Regions from separate parts of the Homo sapiens genome. Here region 2 is linked to region 1. A link is a loop called in an ENCODE intact Hi-C map of the cell type or tissue named here. Cell type or tissue: IMR-90. All regions are shown on one strand. Each heading gives the region's core, and the rest is flanking DNA. Links, peaks and the distances in the headings are about the cores only. Region 1 has its middle 31 kb from the start of COMMD9. Region 2 overlaps LDLRAD3 (low density lipoprotein receptor class A domain containing 3).

Region 1 (11,490 bases), core at 1,700-9,699:
CACTACTTACCATCTCTGTGACCTTGGATGAGTTATTTTGTCACTCTAAGCCTCAGTTTCCTTATGTGTAAATTAGGGATAATAATAACAACACTATCTCCACCAAAAGGTTGTTGTAATGCAGGATGCCTGACCCATAGAAAGGGCTTCGTCATAGTGGCTGTCATTATGGTATCATTTAACAAACATCAGAATCAACATGAAAAATTCCCTTGGCTGGGCAGAGGATAAAACAGGCTGGCATTTTGTGGCCGTCTGCTCGCTGCCTTTGTGAGTCCTCCCGATAAGCTGCATCTGCCTGGCTTTCTTGTTAATCAAATACACAGCTGGCTTGGGAGCTGCTTGCCTGGAGCTGCCTTTGCTACTGTGTCTGCTGCCATCTGGATATCAGAGGGATCACAGAGAAGAGGCTGGGCGTCAAGGCAGGAACAGCTGGGGCAGAGGGTGGGGAGAGTCCCGGGCTGCAATCTGTTTGCTGCACACTTGTTTGAGATGCATGGTGGTTGGCAAGGAACAAAATAGCATCCTGGGGGTACAGCCAGCCACTCTCTGCCTTTCTCCTTGGCATGCAGACAGCATGGGGCTCTGGTCTGGTTTTGACCAGTGATCTGCTCTGATGGCTGATTTGTCCAGTTTGAGGAGAGCTAGGGGTGCAGGTGACCCCAATAGGACAAAGGAGGACACTTTCCAATTTATTTTGGGCAGGCTTTTTCCTTCTGATGCTTCTGACATCAGATGCAAGAAGAAAGGTTTTGAACCAGAGTTATGTGTAGGTGACAGTATTAATTTGTTCACTTAGTAAGCCACAGACCTGTGCTAGGTACCAGAAGAACTAACTGATGGGGTGGAGAGGCAGCACAATAGCAGAGCACAGGGTTCACAAACTTTAACGTGCATCAGAATCATCGAGAGGGCTCATTAAAAACCAGAGTTCTGATTCAGTAGGTCTGGGGAGGGACCCAAGAATTCACATTTCTAACAAGCTCCCAGGTGCTGCTGCTGCTGGTCTGAGTACGACTGACATTGGAAATGTGCTGTGTAGTTAGACCGCCTGGGTTTGAGTTGAGACCAACTCAGCTACTTACTGGCTGTGGGGGGCCTTTGGCAGCTTAATCTCTCTGTGAATCGGTTTCCTTATCTGTAAAATAAGGATGAAAATAACAGCCTCTAGTTCACGGGCTCCATGATTTATGCACACAAAGCACCCAAAGCAGTGCCTGGAATATGGTAAGCCCTCAATATGCATGAGCTATTATAATCTGTAATATGTAAACATTGTACAATGAATTATGACATGTGTGTTTTTATAAATAAACAAGGAAAGTGAGTAGTGAAAGGTCCCTATGGATTCCTACATATACAAAATATTTGCATACAATTTCAAGGGGCTCATAGGCCCCCAGGAATTTCATCCTTCTTGATGCCCCTGGTTTTGTAGATTATAATAGGTATCGTTTTTGAGCCTCCTCTCTGTTGCATGACGTGTGGCAGGTAATTGATATTCTAAATTATTTCATTTAGTTCGCACTCTAACTTTGTAAAACAGTCATTGTCATTCCTATTTCACAGGCAGAACAACCGAGGCTTAGAGAACTTGCCAAGCGAGGGTTAGAGTTAGGATTTGCACCCAAATCTGTCAGACTCTATGTCACATGGCCACTAGTCACTTCCTTAGAATGACCATGTCACCAGTTTATCCAGAAGAGCACATTTAGCAGTGACCAAGTGATCAGCCCTATAGGGGAGAAATTAAAGGTTGTTCTTGACCTCAAAGAGCTTCTATCTAGTTGAGAAATCAAGATAAACAGAAATCTGCAACATAGTATATTATTGCCAGCAAATAATAGGTGTGGCAGAGCATTGATGTGATTCACCAGATATGCATTTGCTTTTCATATTTTCCAGCTTCCCTTGCAGTGGTATTAGGCTCATGTGACTGGGCTTTGGCCAAGGAATATTGGGCATCATATAAGTTACTTTCAGTCTTGGCCCTTATAAACATGTCGAATGGTCTCTACTTTCTTTCCCTTGCCTTGTTGCAGTGATTTAGGAAGCCATGTATTCCAGATGGCACAGTTCAAGATGGAGGAGAATTGCCCACCTGCTGTCAGATTGAGACAGGAAGGAGAAATGAACCTCTATGTGTTAAACCACTGAGATTTCTGGTCACTGCAGCATAGTCTAAGCCTCCTGACTAGTCAAATGGGATAGCCATAATTGCATACTGAGGCGTTCTGAGAAGATTAGGGAGTCCTGAAATATTCAGGCCTTGAGTTGGCTACAGGCCCCATTCTAGACAAGGTGAGTCAAAATCTTTAGAGAAGGGTCACAGTACTCTTTAATTTTTAAGGTGATACTGAGGAGAGGCTGGTACTGTGGTCTGCTATGTCTCCCAGAGAATCTCTCAAGAGAGGGGCACCATCCCATGAACATCTACAGAGCAGGCTCTGGGGTGGGACTCCTTGGGCTAGAAGCCTGCCACCACCCATTCTAGCTTTATGCTGGATAATTTAAGGATCTACTTTGTAAAGTTGTTGTGATGACTAAATGAGAGTTGATGTATTCGTTATCTATTGCAGCATAACAAATTACCCCAAAACTCAGTGTTGTCAACAAAAAGAGTCAAACACTGTAAAATATTTGAGGAGGCTTATTCTGAGACAAATATGGGTGACCATGGCCCATGACACAGCCCTCAGGAGGTCCTGAGAACATGTGCCCAAGGAGGTCGGGGTGCAGCTTAGTTTTATATATTTTAGACAGTCATGAGACTTCAATCAAATACATTTAAGAAATACACTAGTTTGGTCCAGAAAGGTGGGACAACTTGAACCAGGGGCCTCCAGCTTATAGGTAGATGTAAAAATTTTCTGATTGACAATTGGTTGAGTTTATCTAAAGACGTGGGATCAATAGAAAGGAATGTCTGGGTTAATATAAAATATTGTGGAGACCAAATTCTTATTTGCAGAGGAAGCCTTCAGATGGTAGGCTTCAGAGAGAATAGGTTGTAAAATGTTTCTTATCAGACTAAAGTCTGTGTTGATGTTAATGCTAGAGAGGTATAATGAGACATATCCAACCTCTACTTCTCATCAAGGCCTGAACTAGTCTTTCAGGTTAAATTTTAAGAATGCCCTGGCTGAGGAGGAAGTCCATTCAGATGACTGGGGGCCTTAGAATTTTATTTTTGGTATGCAGTGCCATAAAACAGCCACCATTTACTATCTCATAGTTTCTATGGACCAGGAATTCAGGGGTGATTCCCTGGGCAGTTCTGGCCTCTTGTGAGGGTGCTGTCACATATTGGCTGGTGCTGCATCATCTGAAGGCTCAAGCGGGGCTGGAGCATCCACTTCCAAGTTGTCTCACTCACGTGGCTGTTGGCCAGAGGCCTCATTTCTTTTCCACACAGGCTGCACCATGGGACCGCCTAAGTGTCCTCCCTGCATGGGGGCAGGCTTCCCTCAGAGTGAGTGATCCAAGAGACCAAGGGGGAAGTCACGATGCACTGGCGTCACACAGGTCACCCCTGACTCAGTTTGGGCTGGGACTAAGCACGGATAAGGATACCAGGAGGCGAGGATCCCTGGAGGCCATCTGTGAGATTGGACAGCATAAGCTTTCCAAATATCAACTTATCTGATATATAATCTTACCCTTATCAACAGCATAACCATTTCATTTGATACCTGAAATGCTTCAAACCATGTCTGACATGGAATTACAACTCAGTAAACATTAGCTATTTTTTATTACTAATAGAATGATCAATAATCTCTATGAATTCCAGCTTTTCCACCATTTTATCCTCCTTCCCTCATTCCTCAACCACCCTCCTAGGTGGAGTCCAGCTGTATAAACACCTGTGCACCTGTTATGCCAGGCTGTGCACTGGGTGCTTGGTTCCCAGAAGGTAGGGGTCCACCTGGGCACCTCTGTGCCCCAGGGCAGAAAAACTCGAATAGAGACACAGAGGATGCTAGAAGCCAGGGAAGAAGAGGTTGAAAAACAATGAATGCTTACATGGGGGTGTCACAGTTAACAGGCTTGTTCGCCTCCATTATCCTACTAGAGAAAAAGTGGTAGAGTGGCTAAGAGCACACACTCTGCAATAAGATTGCCTGGGAGCAAATTCCAGTTCTCCTTACTAATTATGCGAACTTGGGCAAGTTACATAACTTCCCCGGTGCCCAGTTTTCTGTGAAAAAAAGGGAATAATAGTTCTCATTTTACAGGGTTGTTGTGTGAATGAAACATTCTAAGCATTTAAAAGGCTCAGAACAGTGTCTGGCTCACATTGCTATTATTTTCTTTCTCATATCACCTGGGGCAGGGGGTGGGGGCAGTGGTTAAAGAGGAGATAAAGAGACAAGGGAATAAACAGATGCAGACACCTTAAAAATTGCAAGGCAAAGCTGGTGTTAAGACATAGCTCTCTAGGACTTTCCCCTAGAGTCTCCCTGGCTCAGTGGGTGCTGTTCATGCAGGGGAAAGCTTGACCAAGAGTGAGTCCATCACGCTGTGAGTCACTGGGTCAGGGTTGCGCGCCCTCACAGACACCTGGCACGCTTCTTGGCTGACTTCTTCTGTGACCAGGGCCTCTGATAGCCCTGTTCCCCTCCCTGCATGTTGTTTGTATCTTCTTTTCCTAGTTTTCTTTGATTCAGATAAGCTCAGGGGCTCCTGAGCCGATCTTGTCTTCCTTTGATGGATGGGTGGCAAGGGAGTAGGGCTGGGGCCAGGGGCCCGTCTGTGGAGGGTGGAGGCAGATGGCGTGGGGCAAGGCAGCAGGCAGGTAGGAGAAATGAAAGGGCTTCACATCAAAGAAAGAGAAGCCAATCAACTGGAGTATTCTCTGTCCTCTGAGATTGGATCTGAGCTCTAATTTGTGAATCTTAGTTAAGTTTTGAAAACCAAAAGCAAGGGGCTGCTGGACCTCCTGCCTAACAAAAGTGTTTGTTGAAAAGATTCAGAACCGTGACAAAGATATAGCTCCCGCAGAGCTCTAAAGAGAAGGGAATTCAAGCTCCAGAAGGTGGGGACCCCACAGTGAAAATGACAAACAGGGTTCACACTCTCCTAGAGCTTGTCTTCCAGTGGGAGTACACAGACAATGCCAAACAAGATCATTTCAGCAAGTGTGATATGTAAAAAAGATGCTCTGTGACTTTGGGTTGAGTGGTCAAGGAAGCCTCCCTGAGAAGGTCACACTGGGGCTGAACCCTGCGCAGCCACATGTGGATCTGGGGGAAGTGTATTCTAGGGTGACCAAAGAGTTGGTGCCAAGGTCTTGTGCAGAAGGGAGTTCAATGTGATTGAGGAACAGAGGGAGGTCAGCATGCCTGGGGAAAGTGCAGGGAGGAGAGGGGGCCCACTGAGCCGGGGAGGCTGGGACAAGGAGCGCAGGTGTTATGGTGAGCCTCGTGGCAGGTTTTAAGTGTAAGAGTGATGACATCTGATGGGTTTAAAGTGACCACTCAGCCATCTGGCACAGAATGGATTTCAGGGGACAACAGAAGGGGTGAAGCCTGTTAGGAGGATGTCAGGAGTCCAGGTGAGGGCTACACCTAAACTAGTGTGGACAGTGGGACTGAAGGGCATGGCAAATGGCCCCACGTTGTGAACAGAGAAGAGAACCGCTCTTTACAACTCGTGAGGGAGCGATCACAAAGGAGCCTCACTTGACGGTGCCACAGGGTGGGGCTCTGAGGAAAGGAGGCAGATCACAGCCAGGTCTGCACTGTCTAGGATAAAAAGGGTTTGGGAGGAGTACCTGATTCCAGCCCCATTCCTAGCATGAGCGAGTCTCTTTTATCCCAGGGCTCAGCAGATGGGAGGGCAGGCGACTTACCCCGGGACTGGGCAGCTGATGGCGGGCCTTCTTTCTGGACTAGTGCTCCCCCTGCAGGAATCGCTGAATGCATAGCTTAGAAAAGTGAGAAGCTTCAGGATGAGGCCAGGACACGTGTGTAGTGAGGCCCAGAGTTCTGTGTTGTGGTAGCCTCTGAGCCCTGGCAGCTCCAGCCCTGGGGAGGACTATCCGTGCAGCTTCCACTGTTTGTCTGGATGGAGTACAGAGCTTCCGCAGGTGCTCCATCTTCGTCGGCAGCAAGGTTCAGAGGGAAAAGGTCCAGGACAAAGCTTAAGGAAGGACAGGTCAGCAGGGACCCACTTCTTCCTACTCTCCCACAGCTGGCCAGGCTCCCAGCAGCCCCACCTCCAGCATGCAGGAGCAGCTGGGGACTGCTGGGCTGGAGACGGCATGAAGGTGCTGTAGAGGCACCCCTGGGAACCACTGTGCTGGTGGAGAGGGACAGAAGAGAGGAGAAAGAGCTTCAGAACAAATGCAGACCACTCAAGACTTGGTTCTCCCTGGGGCAACCTCCCAGACCTAAGTCCATTCACTCACTCACTCACCAATATTTGAGACACCAGTGATATAGCCAAGAGGCAAAATGAGGAAAGAAGCAGGGAAGGAAGAAAAGAAGGGAGGGAGGAAAAAGAGAAAGGGATGGAGGAAAAGGGCACAGGCCCCGCCCTTATAAACCTCATAGCCTAGTAGAAAAAAAAACAGGAATCAAAGAATTACAGGCCCATGAGTTGGAGGTTCCAGCCAGACTGAATGAGCGTGAATTCCTGCAGTCAGTTCTGAGCCCTTCACTGTCTCCTCTGAGCCTTTGCATGCGCTGTCCCTCTGCCTGGCCATCTTCCCTGTGTCCCTCCCTCCTTTATCAGGGGAGGGAGCAGAACTGAGGCTGGGCCAGTAGGACATGTTCACTGGGGCAGCTAAAGGCTCAATTGAGGTCTGAGGAGGGGAGACTAGCAGGGCAAATAGTCCTGCCGCTGCTATCCGTAGACGCTTCTCATTCAGAGGGACCATGGCCTGGGGGGCTTTCTTGTGATGACCCTCAGCAGTGACATGAGTGGGATGGGGTTTCCAGTCCCCATGGCATGTGCTTCCCCTCAACCTTTCACCAACGACCTACCACGTGCCAAAGACTAAGCACTGGGGATAGAAGGTGAACGAGACTGGTGTGGCCCCCCGCCCTGCTCTCAGACCTGCCAATCTCCAGGGTTTGTTTTCTTGAGACTCCTGACGCTGCCTGGCCCGAGTCAGCACTAGGGATTCCTGATCTCTGCATATCCCTTCCCAGCCATCCAAGATAGCAAGAGCTGTTACCCTCTGGCTAACTCTTACTTATGCTTCCAGTCTCAGTCAGATGTCATGTCCCCAGCTCAGCCTCCCCGGGGGTCCCTTGACATGGTCCACAACCCCTGTACCTCCCCATCATTGCCCTGGGCCAGAACAGGCTCTGACTGTGTCTCAATAGAGACAAAAAAACTCTGAGATCACAATACCACTTTGGCTTCCTAATTTTCTGTCCAATCTTTGGGGGGCCAGTGCCAACCAGGCCTTGAAGACTGATATTCCTCTATGGGATGAGAGATGCTTGCCTCCCTCTCTGGACTCTTATGGGACCAGCAAAGGGGATCCAGCCTTTCTTGTCGTCAGAAGGCATGAGCTGTAAATGTGATTCCCCAACCTGGCTGCATGTGCAACGCTTGGGGAATTCCTAAAAATACAGATGCCTGGGACTCTGACTCCAAAGACACTGCCTCAGGAGATCTGTGCTGAGATCTGGGCATATACATTTCTTGGAACTTTCTCCAGCTTCCTGTACAAATCTACCTATTGCAGCAGCATTTGTAATAGCAGAAGGTTGGTAACAGCCTAACTGTCCACCAATAGGAAACTGGCTAAATAAATCATAGTCCATCCAGACAATGGTATACTGTGTGCCCTAGAAAGGAATGAAGAAGCTCTTAAGTACTGATAGAAGGAGACCTTCAGGATAGGTTACTGGGTTAAAGAAAAAAAAAAGCAAGGTGTATAACATATACTATTTTTTCATCAAACTTTAATCAAACTTTTTCTGTAAAGAGCCTGACGGTAAATATTTTAGGATTTACAAGCCACGTATAACCTCAGCCTGGAGGCGCTGATGTGGCTTCAACAGAATAAACCTGTAAATGGAGTGGATCACAGAAAACTGAGGTGTTAGTCCTGAGTGGCCACTGGAGAAGACAGGCACCTGTGTTAGGACCCTCGGATGGAGGCTTCTGAAGAACCTACAGAGGCACCTGATGTTAAAGCACTAGCTTTTACCATTCTCAACCGCTAGAGCCAGAGAATAACCCTACAAAGCCAGCCAGCTATCCCTCCCCACTGTCCTCCCCACACCAACCTTGCCCTGCCACCTGGAATAACATGCATCCCCCCTGCCATGAGATAGCCTTTTGATGTTACCACCTCCTGAGCCTCCTTCTTTCTTTCCCTCCTCTATTTCCAGCTGCTCCTAATGTCACAAGGCTCCCAGACATCTACCCAGCCTCCTTTGTCTCTGACCGGTCTCGGTCCATCTGGGGCAGCCATCCTTCTCCTTGTTCCTGGAGCTCCCAGCTTTAGATCACTGGCACTCCTGGGGGGCCATCTCGTCGATTTTGACACTTTTATCTTCTGAGGATGATCCTTTTCCACACTGTAACTTCCCAGCCCTGAATTTGTCCAGAAACTGAAAACCACTGGACGTGGGGCCAGACCTAGCTGTGACCTCCAGCAAATTATTTCTCATCTCCAAGGCTCTGTTTCCTGATCTGAGGAAGTGGAGATAATAAAACCACCGCTGAGGGATATGAGGATTCAAAGACCTAGTGTGCATGCCCGCCAGATGCTTTGTGTGACAACTTCTGGTGCCCAGTGTGAACGTGGAGATACTTTGCCCTCTCAGCGGACTCATCTCAGTGGATTAATCAGAAGTGCACACAGCTTTTGGGGTTTGCTGTGGAGAAGCTTGTGCTGCTTGGAAGGACTGTGGTTCATGAAAAAGCCCCTAGATACCCTCAGCTCCTCCTACCCCATCCCTGCTGCAGAGGCTCAATTTATATCTGTGGTCAGGGCTGAGCCCGGAGGTCTATACCCAGAGCCGCACACCTAGGAATCGAGGGAACACTCTCTGAGGAAGCTGACTTAGAGACTCGGAGGTGCCTTCTTCAATCCTGGCAGCTGCCTGGTGCTGCTGGGCTTGGGAGGATTAGAGCAAGAAACCAGGGGCTGAGCACAGTGGCTCACGCCTATAATCCCAGCACTTTAGGAGGCTGAGGCAGGAGGGTTGCTTGAGCCCAGGAGTTTGCAACCAGCCTGGGCAACAAAGCAAGACTGCATCTGTACTTTTTTTTTTTTTTAATCAGGTGGGCTGTTGTGGTGTGTGATACTTGGCAGGCTGAGGTGGGAGGACTGCTTGAGCCCAGGTGGTTGAGTCTGCAGTGAACCCAGATTACACCATACTCCAGCCTGGGCAACAGAGCGAGACCCTGCCTCAAAAAAAAAAAAAAAAAAAAAAAAAGAAAAGAAAAGAAAAGAAAGAAAGAAAAAAAAAAGAAAAAGAAAAGAAAAGAAACCCTATCTAGACACAGAGCCATTGCAAAGAGCCAGCAAATATGTTTGATCTGTCAGATATGTTTAGCAGTGGAGGGAGCAAAACTGAGGCTGGGCCAGTAGGACATGTACACTGGGGGCGGCTGAAGGCTCAGTTGAGGTCTGAGGAGGGCAGACGAGTGGGGCAAATAGCCCTGCCCCTGCCATCCATAGATGCTTCTCATTGAGAGGGACCATGGCCTGGGGGGCTTTCTTGTGATCTCGATGACACTCAGCAGTGACATGAGTGGGACGGGGTTTCCGGTCCCCGTGGCATGTGCTTCCCCCCAACCTTTCACCAAGGACCTACCATGTGCCAAAGACTAAGCACTGGGGATAGAAGGTGAACGAGACCGGTGTGGCCCCCCGCCCTGCTCTTGGACCTGCCAATCTCCAGGGTTTGTTTTCTTGAGACTCCTGACGCTGCCTGGCCCGAGTCAGCACTAGGGATTCCTGATCTCTGCATATCCCTTCCCAGCCATCCAAGACAGCAAGAGCTGTTGCTTCTCTTCTCAAATTTCTCCCTTGGCTTCTTGATTGAGAGTTTCATCCCAGCTATGGTTTAAAAAACAAACAGCAAACAAACAAACAAACTAACCACACACTCAAACAAACCTCAGACTGCACAATGGAAGCACTGCCTGGAATCATAAAGATCATTTGTTCAATGTCCCTTTTTCTCACTGCCAGGCCAGTGCTCTCGTCTGCACCATGGAACCCATTATGACTTGAACCTTTCCAGATTGATTCCCCATAAACCTAATGAAGACATTGGAAAGGTGAGCTGAGGTAAGGTCGTGAAGAAACTCTAATGGAGCCCTATGGAGTTTGGAGTTTTGACAGCATACTGGGGACAATGGGAAGCCATTGACAGAGAAAAGCAGGACAGTGCCATGATGCATCTTCCATTCATTTATTACATTCAGTTAGCAAATATTTATTGAGCAGGTACTCCGTGCCAGGCTATGGGGATATAACATCGAACAAGATAGACAAGTTGCTCATCTTCATGTCTCCAGTGGGGAGACAGACAACGACCATGGTAAATAAATGAGAATGCACATCAGTTCACTGAATTAATAAGACTTTCCATGGCGTGGAGTGGTGGGGGGCAAGAAATGAACAGGATGCTGTGATTCAGAATAAAAGAAGGAATCCTCTTTAGAGAGCATAGCTTGAGAAACTTTCTCTAAGATAGTGATCTTTTAGATAAGTATTAAAAAAATGGGAAGAACCCAGTCTTTTCAAGAGCAGGGGAAAGAGTGTTACAGTTTGGAGCAGGGCGAGGGGTGGGTGGGGGATGCAGTGAGTGCACAGGCATTGCGGCTGGAAAGACTTTGGAGGACTCTTGGAACTGAAGGAAGGTTGGTGTGAATGGAGTGCTGAGGAAAGTGTTATGAGCTCAGGAGGCAGAGGGTGTCAGATGTCATCATGCTTAGAGGCTACCATAGGTGAGAAATGACAGAGTCATTAACCAAGGTGGTGCAGAGATGGAGAGAAATGGACCAATGTGAGTATATTTTGGAGAGAGAACCAGCAAGTCTTGCTAATGGATTAAATGGGAGGAAGGTGGGTATAGCAGCAGGCAGAGAAGGAGGCAGTGATGTTTCCCACGTCTCTGGTTGGAGCTGTTGTTTACTAAGATGGAGAAGCCCGGGAAGGTGGGACCAGGTTTAGCGAGTAAAACCAGATCAAGTTTACTTTCTGGAAAGCACTGGGAAGGCTGGACTTGGGGAGGACAAGGCCAGTGCAGGGTGCCCTTTGGAGGCTAATCCAGTATTCCAGGTGAGAGATCATGATGAGGATGGGCTAAGGTTGTGAAGGGGGATGAAGGGATACCCATGTCTCTGCTAAACAAGCAAAGAGAAGAGTTTCCCACTGCTTCAGACGCTATGAATTTCATTTTGTGAGATGGCTCAACAGACCAACCAGAGGGAGGAGTTCTTTTTGGGTAAGGTTGAAATGAAACCAACATGTGGAGAGGAGTGGAGGCGAATGATGTGGAAAATGGG
Region 2 (11,490 bases), core at 1,317-9,316, 130 kb before region 1:
AACTCGACTGTGTAAACAAAATTGTGCAGAATCAGCCCAAAAGGAAAATTCAACAAATGTGAGCAGTGGTCATCCCTGGTGGTGGATTGTAGAGAATTTAATGTCTGGTTTTGCCCATTTTTCAGTTTTTTACACTGAGCACATTACTGTTGTGTTTTGAAAGAAAGACACGCATTAAAAAATAACCAACACCTGTATTCTTGTCAACACTTGATCTTGCAATCTTAATATAGAAGACTGCAAAAAAATGACTGTTAGAAGCTAAAGATACAGGTTTAAGGAATGTCTTTACTTTATTGTTTATATAATGAAATATTAATATAATAAAACTACAGATTTGCATATGGAATTGGGGTTAAACAGAGGTTTGAAGGATTATCAATTATGAATAGTTTATGGTGAAAGTTACACAATAAAACAGTACTGAGAGGAAGGTGTTTTTCACTTATATATTTGAATTTATATAGTACATGCTGTTTAATCCTGGCTGGTTCCTTAAATCTCACTTTGTCTCAGTTTCACCATCTGTAAAATTGGGGTACTAGCCTGTTAGGTTATTTTTAGGAAGATGTGATTAATATTTGTGAAATTCTTAGAACAGGATTGGAACATAGTAGGTACTCAAGAAATGCTTGATGCTGCTGGGTTAGTCTTATTGTTGTGATACAGAGGCTTTGACAACAGTTTTTGCTCCTACATCAGAAGTAACAGTAGGTAAAGCTATAATGTTAGTTAACCTGAGTAGACTTCTTACCATGTCTGAGCCACCATGCTAAGTTTTTTATTTAGGTTATGTCATTTGCTCCTCAAATCTGCTTCATATCAGTTTAGGATGTAAGGGCTCAGAGAGGTTAAGTGACCTGCCCAAGATCACACAGCTTGTAAGAATTTGATTCCAAAGCTCATGCTCTGAATCACTGTTTTATTACCTAGTATTGTATTTTTTGTTCTTCTGCAGGTACCCAAAATATGCACTTGCCTTTACTTTCCCTGGGTCAAAGGTCCACCAGTTGAGGTGTTTTAATGCCCTTCCAAAGATATATGTTGGGAATTTCTCCAGCTGTTTCCCCAAAGCAGCCTCCTCCTGGTGGATGTACACCGAGGAGGCAGGAGCTACCCCACACTCACTGATCTGAGGCATCAGGTGGCCGGGAGGTTCATAACTCAACTGTTGCGTATTGATGGCAGAGTTGTTTTTACATATATATATATATATATGTATATGACATGTAGGCAATTAAACTTAGAATGGGAACTGAAAGATGAAGAATTAATTCCCTGTTTGTTTGTAATACTGTGTGTAGGCAAACAATTAATCAGCATCTGTATAAATACCCTCCCCATAGGGGTCTGGCCCAGGGACAGGGAGCTCCTCTGCCTCCTGCTAGCTGGAGAATATTGGTCCATCTCACGCATTTAACCGCAATTTCTTCTGCCCAGCCTTGTGCTGGATGCTTCAACAAGTGAAGCTTACCAAACCACCATGCACAGATGCTCCCCCTGGGACTCGTGGGTAGAGATGCCAGAGGGTGCCATCATAAAGGACTGTAGAAGCCCGTGCACCTGGGAAATTGGACTTTATCTCGAGAGCAGTGGGGAGCCCAAAGGGCAGAACTACAATCCAGTTTTTAATCAGAAAAACCACTCTAGGCTGGGCACGGTGATTCATGCCTGTAATCCCAACACTTTGGGAGGCTGAAGTGGGTAGATTGCCTGAGGTCGGGACTTCAAGACCAGCTTGGGCAACATGGTGAAACCCCATCTCTACTAAAAATACAAAAATTAGCCTGGTGTGGTGATAGGCACCTGTAGTCTCAGCTACTCAGGTGGCTGAGTCAGGAGAATCGCTTGAACCCAGGAGGCTGAGGTTGCAGTGAGTGGAGATCACATTACTGCACTCCAGCCTGGGTAAGAGAGTGAGACTGTGTCTCAAGGAAAAAAAAAAAAAAGAGAGAAAAGAAAAATCACCCTAGCATCGGTGGAACAGTGATGGGCAGAGGCCAAGGTTAGTAGAGAGACACTGGCTGGGATGCTACCTTTGTAGTCTACATGAGGGATGGTGGTGGCTTTCCCTGTGAGATGGAGGGAAATGGACAAAGTCAAGAGATGTCAGGGAAGTAGAAGTACAGGTCTCAATACTAGATTTGATGTTTGGGGAGTAGAGAGGAATAATGATGAGGGAACCAGCCCCTGCCTCCAGCTCGAGAGATTTAATAGACCTTCCCAGATAGAAATGTCCCGGTCATTGTGTGGGAAGGTTAATTTAGAAGAGCATATGGCATTTGTTCTCTGCCTGCTTCTGAGAAGAACACTATTAGCCCTTTTCTAAGTCCTTTCTAAAACAAAAACAAAACCCAAAGGATTTGGCTTGCAACTGTCGATGGCAGAGGCTGCTGCAAGCAGGACTTGGTGTTTTGCTGATTCGAACATTGAGCAGAGGTATGTGGTCTGGGATTCCCTGTGAAATCAGCCCCAGAGCCTTCATCTCCAATAGCCTGTGCCAACCTAGAAGGCCAATATGAAAGTTGAACGAGGAACTAGGAATGGTCCTGTCCCAGAGTCCCTTCAGAGGAGGTGAGCCAGTATCAAATCCGACCTTGCTGGGACCCCAAGGGATGTTCTGCACTCAGATTTTATAAATCGTCCTTTGTGCCAGGTCCCTTCCCGGGAGCCACAGGCATGACTTAGGTTGTTGCGTGGATTCCCTTACCTAGGGCATAGAGAGGCCATGCAATTGATCATTGCTCTGAGGCAGTCAGAAAATGTGGAAGGAGGCATCCCAGCTGAAACATCTGCCCTAAGCCTCCTTCTTGGCCCTAAAACCTGCCTGGAATGTTCACCACCCCCAACACTCTCCCCAATCCACCCACCTCCTCTGGGTCTTTGCTCAGTGAGACCTTCCCTGACCACCCTCTATCAAACTGCATCTTTTCCCTTCCCTGCTATATTTTTCTCTGTAGTATTTATCACCACTGGGTGTACACTGTCCTTACATTCATTCTTGTTGTTTGCTAGTCTCCCTCTGTAAGATAAAAGCTCCAGGAGGGAACTTCCGTGTTTTGTTTGTTGTTCATTGCAGTATCCTCAGCCCCCATAGTGGTGCCTGGAACTCAGGAGGGGCTCAGTCAATATTTGTTGAATGGATAGTAATAGTAATGGCTAGCTTTTATCAGCTGAGACCCTATGCTTACAGTTCACTGAAGAGTTGAGAGACAGGCATTGAACAGGCAATTTCAAGTGTGATGATTCGTGTAAGGAAAAGTGTAGGACACGATAGTAGCACGGTGGGCTTCCCTGAGGAAGGGGCATTTGGCTGAGACCTGAAGGGTGATAAGACCCTGAAGAGAAGAGTCTTCCCGGTGGAGGGAGCAGCATTTGTGAGGGCATAAGGTAAAGAGAATGGGGCTGACGGGATAGAACTCACAAATGAAGTGTGCAGAGGCTTGTCTGGATGTGTCCACGGGGGCTGGAAGGGGCTGGATTTTAGAAAAAGTATTAAGATCCCAGCCTTGATCCTCAGGACAGCGTGAGGCCATCAAAAGGTTCGGAAGGAAGTTTGGAGGGCAGAAGGCTGGAGGGAATGCTTCCTTGCCCAGATGAAGCCTGAATGACTCGCAGGGCTGGGGCAAGCTGCCGCCAGTTTTATCCACAAAGCAGCAACCACTTCTGCTAAGATAGTGATGACTCCGAGCCCCTCCAGCTCCCCTGTTCTCCTCAACCCTGGTCTGAGCGCCTGCTTTGTGCGAGTCATTCAGGCTTCATCAAGGCACTATGTTAATGTTAGGTCCTTCTTACAGATCAGCCCACGTAGTCCTCACAGCAGCTGGTTGAGGAGCTATTATCATCATCCCCACTTGGCAGTGGTAGGTAGAGGCTGAGGCTGAGAGAGTTGCCCAGGTTCACTCTACTGGAAGGAGCCAGCTCTGGAATCTGGAATTCAGCCCCAGGCCTCTCTCAGTCCAAGTCCAGTGCGCACTATCTCTTTCATGGACTGCCTCCCATTCTCAGGATCCTAATGTCTTTATCTAACCCTGCTGGTGGCCAGAAGCCTCTACCTGGTACCCGTCACAACCCAGGTGAGACCAGGCATCTCAGGATGCCTCACCTGACTTCCAGCTGGAATCCAACCTGAGCTGTGCAGTTGGCTCAAAGGGTGGCCAACCAGAGGAGCAGATTTATCCACATTGGCATCAGAAAAACCACTCTAGGCCGGGCACAGTGGCTCATGCCTGTAAGGCTCATGCCTTGAGAGGCTTTCCCTGTTCTCCCAGCTCTCACCCCACCACCAGTAATCTGTGCTTAAACGAGCTGTCTTGCCTTTCCACGCAAATGAATTGGAGATGGTGAGGCTCCAGGCAGCAGCAGACGCATCTCAAAGCTGGTTTGGGGCATAAGAGCTTTCTCTCTATGAGAATAACCTGCTTCGGAGCCTTCTCAAGGATAGGGAGGTTGGTATTTATATAAAGTGAGGTTTTCGAAATGAACAGAGGTATGAGCTGCCTGGCAGTGTCCTGGAACGAGCCAGTTTGTAAAATAACTACTTTTTTGTTGCTTTGGGGCTAGAATACATTATACCAGAGTAAGAGATGGTAACTGACTACATTATTGTATTTATTTCTTAGGAATGAAAACACTATACTATTCCTATTATTGGGGATGCTTTGCCTTTTAAAAAAATTATGGTGAAATATACATAACAGAAAACCTACTGTCTTAGCCATTTTTAAGTGTATGGCTCAGTAGCATTAAGTACTGAATTATTGTGATGATTTGCCTTTTGAAATCCAGAAAAGAATACCTGGGTGTATTTTGTCCAAGCATGTAATATTGCTTCCTTGACTCCTATTTATAGTTTCTAACATTTGCATGGTTTATTCCAGTTTGTATAGTCTATATCACACATCTTGCCTCATTGAACCCACCTGGGGCCTGGGGTGGGCTGGGCAAAGGACCAGAGGAGCTTAGGTGCTGGGTGGTCTTTGTTTCGAGCATGTTCTAGTGCCATCTAGCGTCTGTGGGACCTTGTGCTGGCCAGGCTAAGGCTGTTGGATTTCCCCTGCTTGGGGCGATGGCTCTGTAAAACCCAAATAGCTTTAAAAGAGCACCAAGGAGATGTTTGTCTTTTTAAATCAGCTGGGATTTTTTTTTTTTTCCAGCTCTGATCCCTTGGAAACTTACAACTAAAATTCATTTCATTAGCAGTCAGAACAGTGTGTCCCTTTGAAGTTCAGACAGGGTGAGATTAATATGAACACGATATTAAGCTATTAAGCATCAGTTTGCCAAACCTATTTATAAAGGAGAGCGGAAGACGGAAAATAAAGGAGGCTGCATTAAGAGGCTCCTTTGCCAAGTCCACTGTCTCTTGTTGGAAAATGTGTCTCAATAACCCGTTTTTGTGTGAGAGAAGAGAAAAAGAAAACGTGTGACTGTGTGTGTGTGTACACATGCTTCAATGATGTGTGATTATCTAATAAGAGCAATAATGCAGCGTGGCTAAACTTACACAGTGTTGACTGTGTGCCCAACACTGTTCTTAGTGCTTTATATTTAAAATTTGTTAAATCACACAACAACCCAGAAGGAGTAGGTGTCATTATTTCCCCGTTTTATAGATGAGAAAACTGGGGCACACAAAGGTTGGGTGGTTTGTCGAAGGTCACAAAGCCACAGTAAATATTTTGTGATAGAGAAATTGTTCAGGACTCAGAAGCACATGGATTTTTAATTCGGGTTTCAGGTGATGTTGCGTTTTTTCTTCCTATCCATACATCACTTTTGAGCGCCTTACAGTCCCGATAGGAGAGGACCTTACATAGTGCTTGTCAAGTGAATGCAGCGGTTTAAGCCCATGTGGGGTTTTTGGCTTGTTTTAACGCACTCATAAGTAACGTACTCATGCGGGGCCGTGTATACAGAGGGAAGAGCACCACGTTAGTCAGCAGGTTTGAGTTTGGTCCTCAGCTCTGTGGCTTCCCAGCCACGTGACCCTGGGCAAGTGACTTCCTCTCCCCAGCCTCAGTTCCCCCCTTTTGGGGATAATAGAATGAGTTTTATAGTGTTTTGGGGTTTTTATTTTGAGAGGATAAATGAGATACTGATTAAAACAGCCTCTTGTCTAGTGTTTGGCCCATGGTATGTGCTCATTAAATTTTACCTTTGTTTACCTTTTATCTGGAAACTTAAACTTACTTAGCTCTCCTTTTGCATTTTCTGGCATCTCCTGCAGTGATGATTCATCTTCCTTATGGCCTAAGAAGGCCAAGTCCATTTGTCCATTTTCTTTTTTCTTTTTTTTAGTTGAGATGGGGCCTTGCTATGTTGTCCAGGTTGGTCTCGAACTCCTGGGCTCAAGCAGTCCTCCTGTCTCAGCCTCCCAGAATGCTGGGATTACAGGTGTCAGCCATCATGCCCAGCCTGAGTCCATTTTCTTTTCCTTTCTTTTCTTTTCTTTTCTTTTCTTTTCTTTTCTTTTCTTTTGGAAAAAACTGAGACAAGGTCTTGCTCTGTTTTCCAGGTTGGTCTCAAACTCCTGGGCTGAAGCAGTCCTCCTGCCTCAGCCTCCCAAAGTGCTAGGATTACAGGCATGAGCCACCATGCCCAGCCCAAGTCCGTTTTCTTTTTCTTTTCTTTTTTTTTTTTTTTTTTGAGACGGAGTCTTGCTCTGTCACCTAGGCTGTGTCTCAGCTCACTGCAAGCTCCGCCTCCTGGGTTCACGCCATTCTCCTGCCTCAGCCTCCCGAGTAGCTGGGACCACAGGCGCCTGCCACCACGCCTGGCTAATTTTGTTTTTGTATTTTTAGTAGAAACAGGGTTTCACCGTGTTAGCCAGGATGGTCTTGATCTCCTGACCTTGTGATCCGCCTGCCTCAGCCTCCCAAAGTGTTGGTATTACAGGCATGAGCCACCGCGCCCGGCCCATTTTCTACATCGAAGGATAAAATGGTCCAGTTCTGCTTGGGTGTGGGTTCTTAAATGTCTGTTCTAGTTGAAAGAACTGAAAGCTGAGAAAAATCTGGCTTTGTTCCTTCTTCCCTCTTTCAGATTTCCAAGTATATATATATATAACATGTATGTATACACACACATACACACACATGCATGCATAGCGACCCAGATAATTTTGGATCAAGTATAACAGGAATGGAGATAAAATCAGAAGGACATCAGACATTTGGATGGGCAACCAGACACTGGGGAAAAAATCTTGTTTGTCTGCAAGTTACCTCCTACAAGGCAAAAATCATAACATCAGCATCTTATGGAAACTGAAAAGGGAGATCCGGAGAAGCTTCCAGAAAGCAGGGGGATACATTGAAATGCATTGTACACTCCTAATGATTGCAATTTTAAGATGTGTAAAGTGTTACTGATAGTCTCCTTAATATGCAGTGTCTGTTGTCATTAGGTATTAATAAGCACTAATGATATTAATAAGCACTTTTATCAGTTCCTGTAAAAATCGAGTTTTCCTGATCTTATTTTTCCTGTCATGTCTTAGGCTGCTTAATCATAGATTCTCACTCCATAGGGTCTGCAGCATTTGCATGTCTGAAGGAAGTGGTTTCTTCATCCAGAGCTCTCAAGCTTTGAGAGGGAATTTTACATATCATCTTAACAGTGGTGTGTGGGAAATGAGATATGGCATTTTTGTTCGAGGGAACTCTTGTAGGCCCCCTTCACATCTCATGGAGAAGGCAGCAGTGTAGTTTTTGCAAGCCTGAGCCCAGCCTTTCAGCTGAAGGTAGCTGCAGCCACATTGGGCATCTGTTACGGACCTCATTGAGAAATGGAATCATTCATTCCCTCTTGGGCTCATTCAGTTGCAGTTATGTTTAACTTGCTTTTGAGAACCTCCCCTCTTGCTGGGAAGTCTGTCTTTTGATCTGCAGCAGGAAGAATAGCTCAGAATTGGCAAGTTGGTGGTGGGTGCTGCCGGCTCTCTGGGGACCAGGAGGTATCATCTGCCTGGTACCATGAGGGTATTAAAGGGGGTGAAACACTAATGACTTCTTCCAGCTCCCCTGCCTCTAGGTTTCTCTCCTGGTTACTCTTATGTCCCCAGTTCTCCACTCTCAGCACCCTTCTTTTCTCCATTTTCCCTGTTTCCCCTCTCTCTTTCCCTCCTCTTCCTCACTGTTGTAGGTGCAGCAAAAGAAGAGTGATGTTTGGTGGATACTTGGGATAACTGAGCTTCCACCTTCTTTTGACTCAGCCTGGAGATGCAGCCTCTCAACTTTTCTGTATAAATCATTTAAACACACGGTTTAATAAGCACAGAGTTTTGCTGTGGCTTGTCTCTGGTCTTTCAGATCAAAGCCAGAAGTCCAGGGAAATGTCTGGGAAAAGTCGTGCCTCTGCATTCCAGTTCTGTGCATTTTGATTCTTGAAAGATTGATTGCTGGCTTTTTGCCCTTTCCCCATGGCTGGGGTTTGGGAAGATTCTGGAGAGTTGTTATTTCTGGCCCCTAAGCCTTGAGGGGTGGCAACAATTCTGACCTTGCTTTCCTTCTTCCTGCCTTCTGTTCCCATTCTGAGTCTTCTCATTATCCTGAGTGTTTAAAATGATAAACTCCTTCATGGCATCACCTACCCATCTCCCAAAACAGTGATTTAAAAAGCATGAAAAACCCCAGGTAAAATGAAGTCAAACAGATTTCTTTGTTTTGGAACTACTACAAGTCTTGGATGCTTTAGAAATCCGTAAGTGGGGTTGGGCACGGTGGCTCACGCTGTAACCCCAGCACTTTGGGAAGCCGAGGCGGGCGGATCACTTGAGGCCAGGAGTTCAACACCAGCCTGGCCAACATGGTGAAACACCGTCTCTACTAAAAATCCAAAAATTAGTTGGGTGTGGTGGTGCACACCTGTAATCCCAGCTACTCAGGAGGCTGAGGCAGGAGAATCGTTTGAACCCGGGAGGCAGAGGTTGCAGTGAGCCGAGATAGCACCACTGCACTCCAGCCCAGGCAACAGAGTGAGACTCCATCTCAAAAAAAGAAGAAGAAAAAATAAATCCCTAAGTGGGAGATACAGTATTTGGCATTTTCCAAAAGTACCCAACCAAGGAATTATTTCTTGGAGTTACATCTCGTGGATCAACACTACCAACACTCTAGCTCTGAAGGACCTGCTAGCATTATTCCTTCAGGATAAGATATTCCTTCTATATAACCCAGTTCATCTGTGCACATGAATCTGTGTACACTGAGTCCTGTGCTCTATGCCGATTGGCCTTCATGAATGTGTGCTGCAGGGGGCATGCTGGCCTATCTCAGAAGGATTAAGTTGAGGCATAAAAGCCTGAGTGCCCACTGTGCACCAGATGTTTCATATACACTGTCTTAGGTAGACTTCACAACAACCCCACAAGGTAGATCCTGTTTTTCCTATTTCACAATTGAGGCCAGTGTACAGAGAAGTAAAGTAAGTTACTGATACAGTTTGGTTATTTGTCCCTGCCCAAATCTCACGTTGAATTGTAATCCCCAGTGCTGGAGGTGGGGCCTGGTGGGAGGTGTTTGGATCATGGGGGCGGATCCTTCATGGCTTGGTGCTGTCTCTATGATAGTGAGTTCTCTTGAGATATGGTTGTTTAAAAGTGTGTGGCACCTCCCGCCAGACTCTGTCTTACTTGCTTCTGCTTTCACCATGTGACATGCCTGCTCCTCCTTCACCTTCTGCCATGATGGAAAGTTTCCCGAGGCCCACCCAGAAGCTGAGTAGATGCCTGCACCATGCCTCTTGTAAAGCCTGCAGAACTGTGAGCCAACTAATCCTCTTTTTTTTTTTTTTGAGACAGAGTCTTAGTCACCCAGGCTGGAGTACAGTGGCGCGATCTTAGCTCACGGTTACCCCTGTCTCCTGAGTTCAAGCAATTCTTGTGCCTCAGCCTCCTGAGTAGCTGGGATTACAGGTGTGTGCCACCACAGCTGGCTAATTTTTGTATTTTTAGTAGAGGCAGGGTTTTGCCATGTTGGCCAAGTGGGTCTCAAACTCCTGGCCTCGAGTGATCCACCTGCCTCAGCCTCCCAAAGTGCTGGGATTACAGGCATGAGCCACCGCACCCAGCCTAAACCTCTTGTTTATAAATTACCCAGACTCAGGTATTTCTTTATAGCAATGCAAGAACAGCCTAACACAGTTACCCAAAGCCCTACAACTAGCAAATTCTGGCAGGGCCAGAATTCAGCATAGATATTAGGAAGAGGTCCATGGAACATAACGCAGCCATGCTAAGCCTCATTTGTCACTGGCCAGCAACCTGAACTGAGGTTGACCAGGAAATGGATTTGTGATGGGACCATTCTGTCACTGTTTGTGTATGTAAATAAGGGACATCTCTGACACCTGCTGGGGTAGCCAGAACATTTAATATCCTTTGCCTGCCTGAACACCTTTTCAGATGTAGGGCTCAATTCACATACCTACAAGTTCAGTTTTTACCCAACCAACTTCTAATGACATAATCTCATGAGTTCATTTTATCTGTAACCTCTCATCAGAATTAGCAGATCCTCTGCAATTTGGGAACTCTGGACAAAATCCAGGGGAAAGATTCTGAAGGTGAAGCATTCAAGTCTAGCAGTCCTAATGGAAACAGTGTAATAGCAACATGCCACTCATCTGCAGTCAGCCTGGATGACTTAAATTGGTTTCCAGGAGGTTGAAGTTTCATGAGAACAGCTCGGCACAGCTAAGCTGGTATTAATAAGCACATTGTGCCCGTGGACAACATTGTAGATCAATACAGTATATGCTCCAAATTCACATGATAGATGAGTACCATTATGACCTAATTAGCAAGCCTTATATTTTGAATAGATAAATAGTAATTCCACCACATAATCCTAAACCACTTCTTGAAAAACGCCGTTGCTGCCGCTCTTCCCTGCTGCAGAGATGAAGGCAGAGTGAGCAGAGGAATGGGTAACCATTTACATATTTATTTGCTTCTGTGATGGGTAACTGTTTTGTCTGTATTCACAGACGTCTCTAGTTCAGCTGTGCTCATTATTTTTTAACATGAGATAAGAGGAAAGTGTTCAGTTTTTTTAAAAGTCAAACCACATCTTAAGGGTGGAATTTACTGGGCCATACGTAACTCAGGGGCCCTTTAATCTGTTGCATTTGAGGTGCATCACCCTGAGTGCTTGAAGATCAGGGAGTTGGGTCCAAGGCTGGCAGTGACACCAGCAGGCTGTCCTCTGCAAGGGAACCATCTATTGCCTTGTGGGCAAGAACATGGGCTCTGGATTCAGAGAGATCTGGGTTCAAATCCTGACTCTCACCTTTCTTAACTTTGTGACCATAACATTTCTGAAAGGCAAGTAAATGGGATTGCTAATAGTACCTACTTCCTTGGGTGGTTGGGAGGATTAAATGAGATAATGTGTGTCGTGCCTAGCACAGTGCCTGGCACATGATGCGGGAATAGATCAGTTAGTTTTTATTGATAGTCTCTTTTATCTTTTGTGCAGTAAAGTAGTT

What was found. Hi-C counts contacts between places; a loop is a spot of excess contacts. Peaks named below come from ENCODE experiments on the same cell type or tissue, not always from the same donor. Only the 100,000 strongest peaks of a DNase experiment are listed, where the experiment ranks them.
Region 2: it touches region 1 in a loop (5-fold over the local background); 21 of 110 quality-filtered maps call a loop at or near these places.

Annotation. Positions count from the first base shown.
Region 1 is chr11:36,253,043-36,264,532 of GRCh38, forward strand. No RefSeq gene overlaps it. Among named protein-coding and RNA genes, the nearest start is that of COMMD9, 31 kb to the right of the region's middle. In IMR-90, for the core only: a CTCF peak has its summit at 5,906; a DNase peak (open chromatin) is centred at 5,909; H3K27me3 peaks cover 3,073 bases.
Region 2 is chr11:36,126,918-36,138,407 of GRCh38, forward strand. All of the region lies in intron 4 of LDLRAD3 (low density lipoprotein receptor class A domain containing 3), which reads left to right. Among named protein-coding and RNA genes, the nearest start is that of MIR3973, 120 kb to the left of the region's middle. In IMR-90, for the core only: a CTCF peak has its summit at 5,013 (motif pointing left); DNase peaks (open chromatin) are centred at 3,724 and 5,024.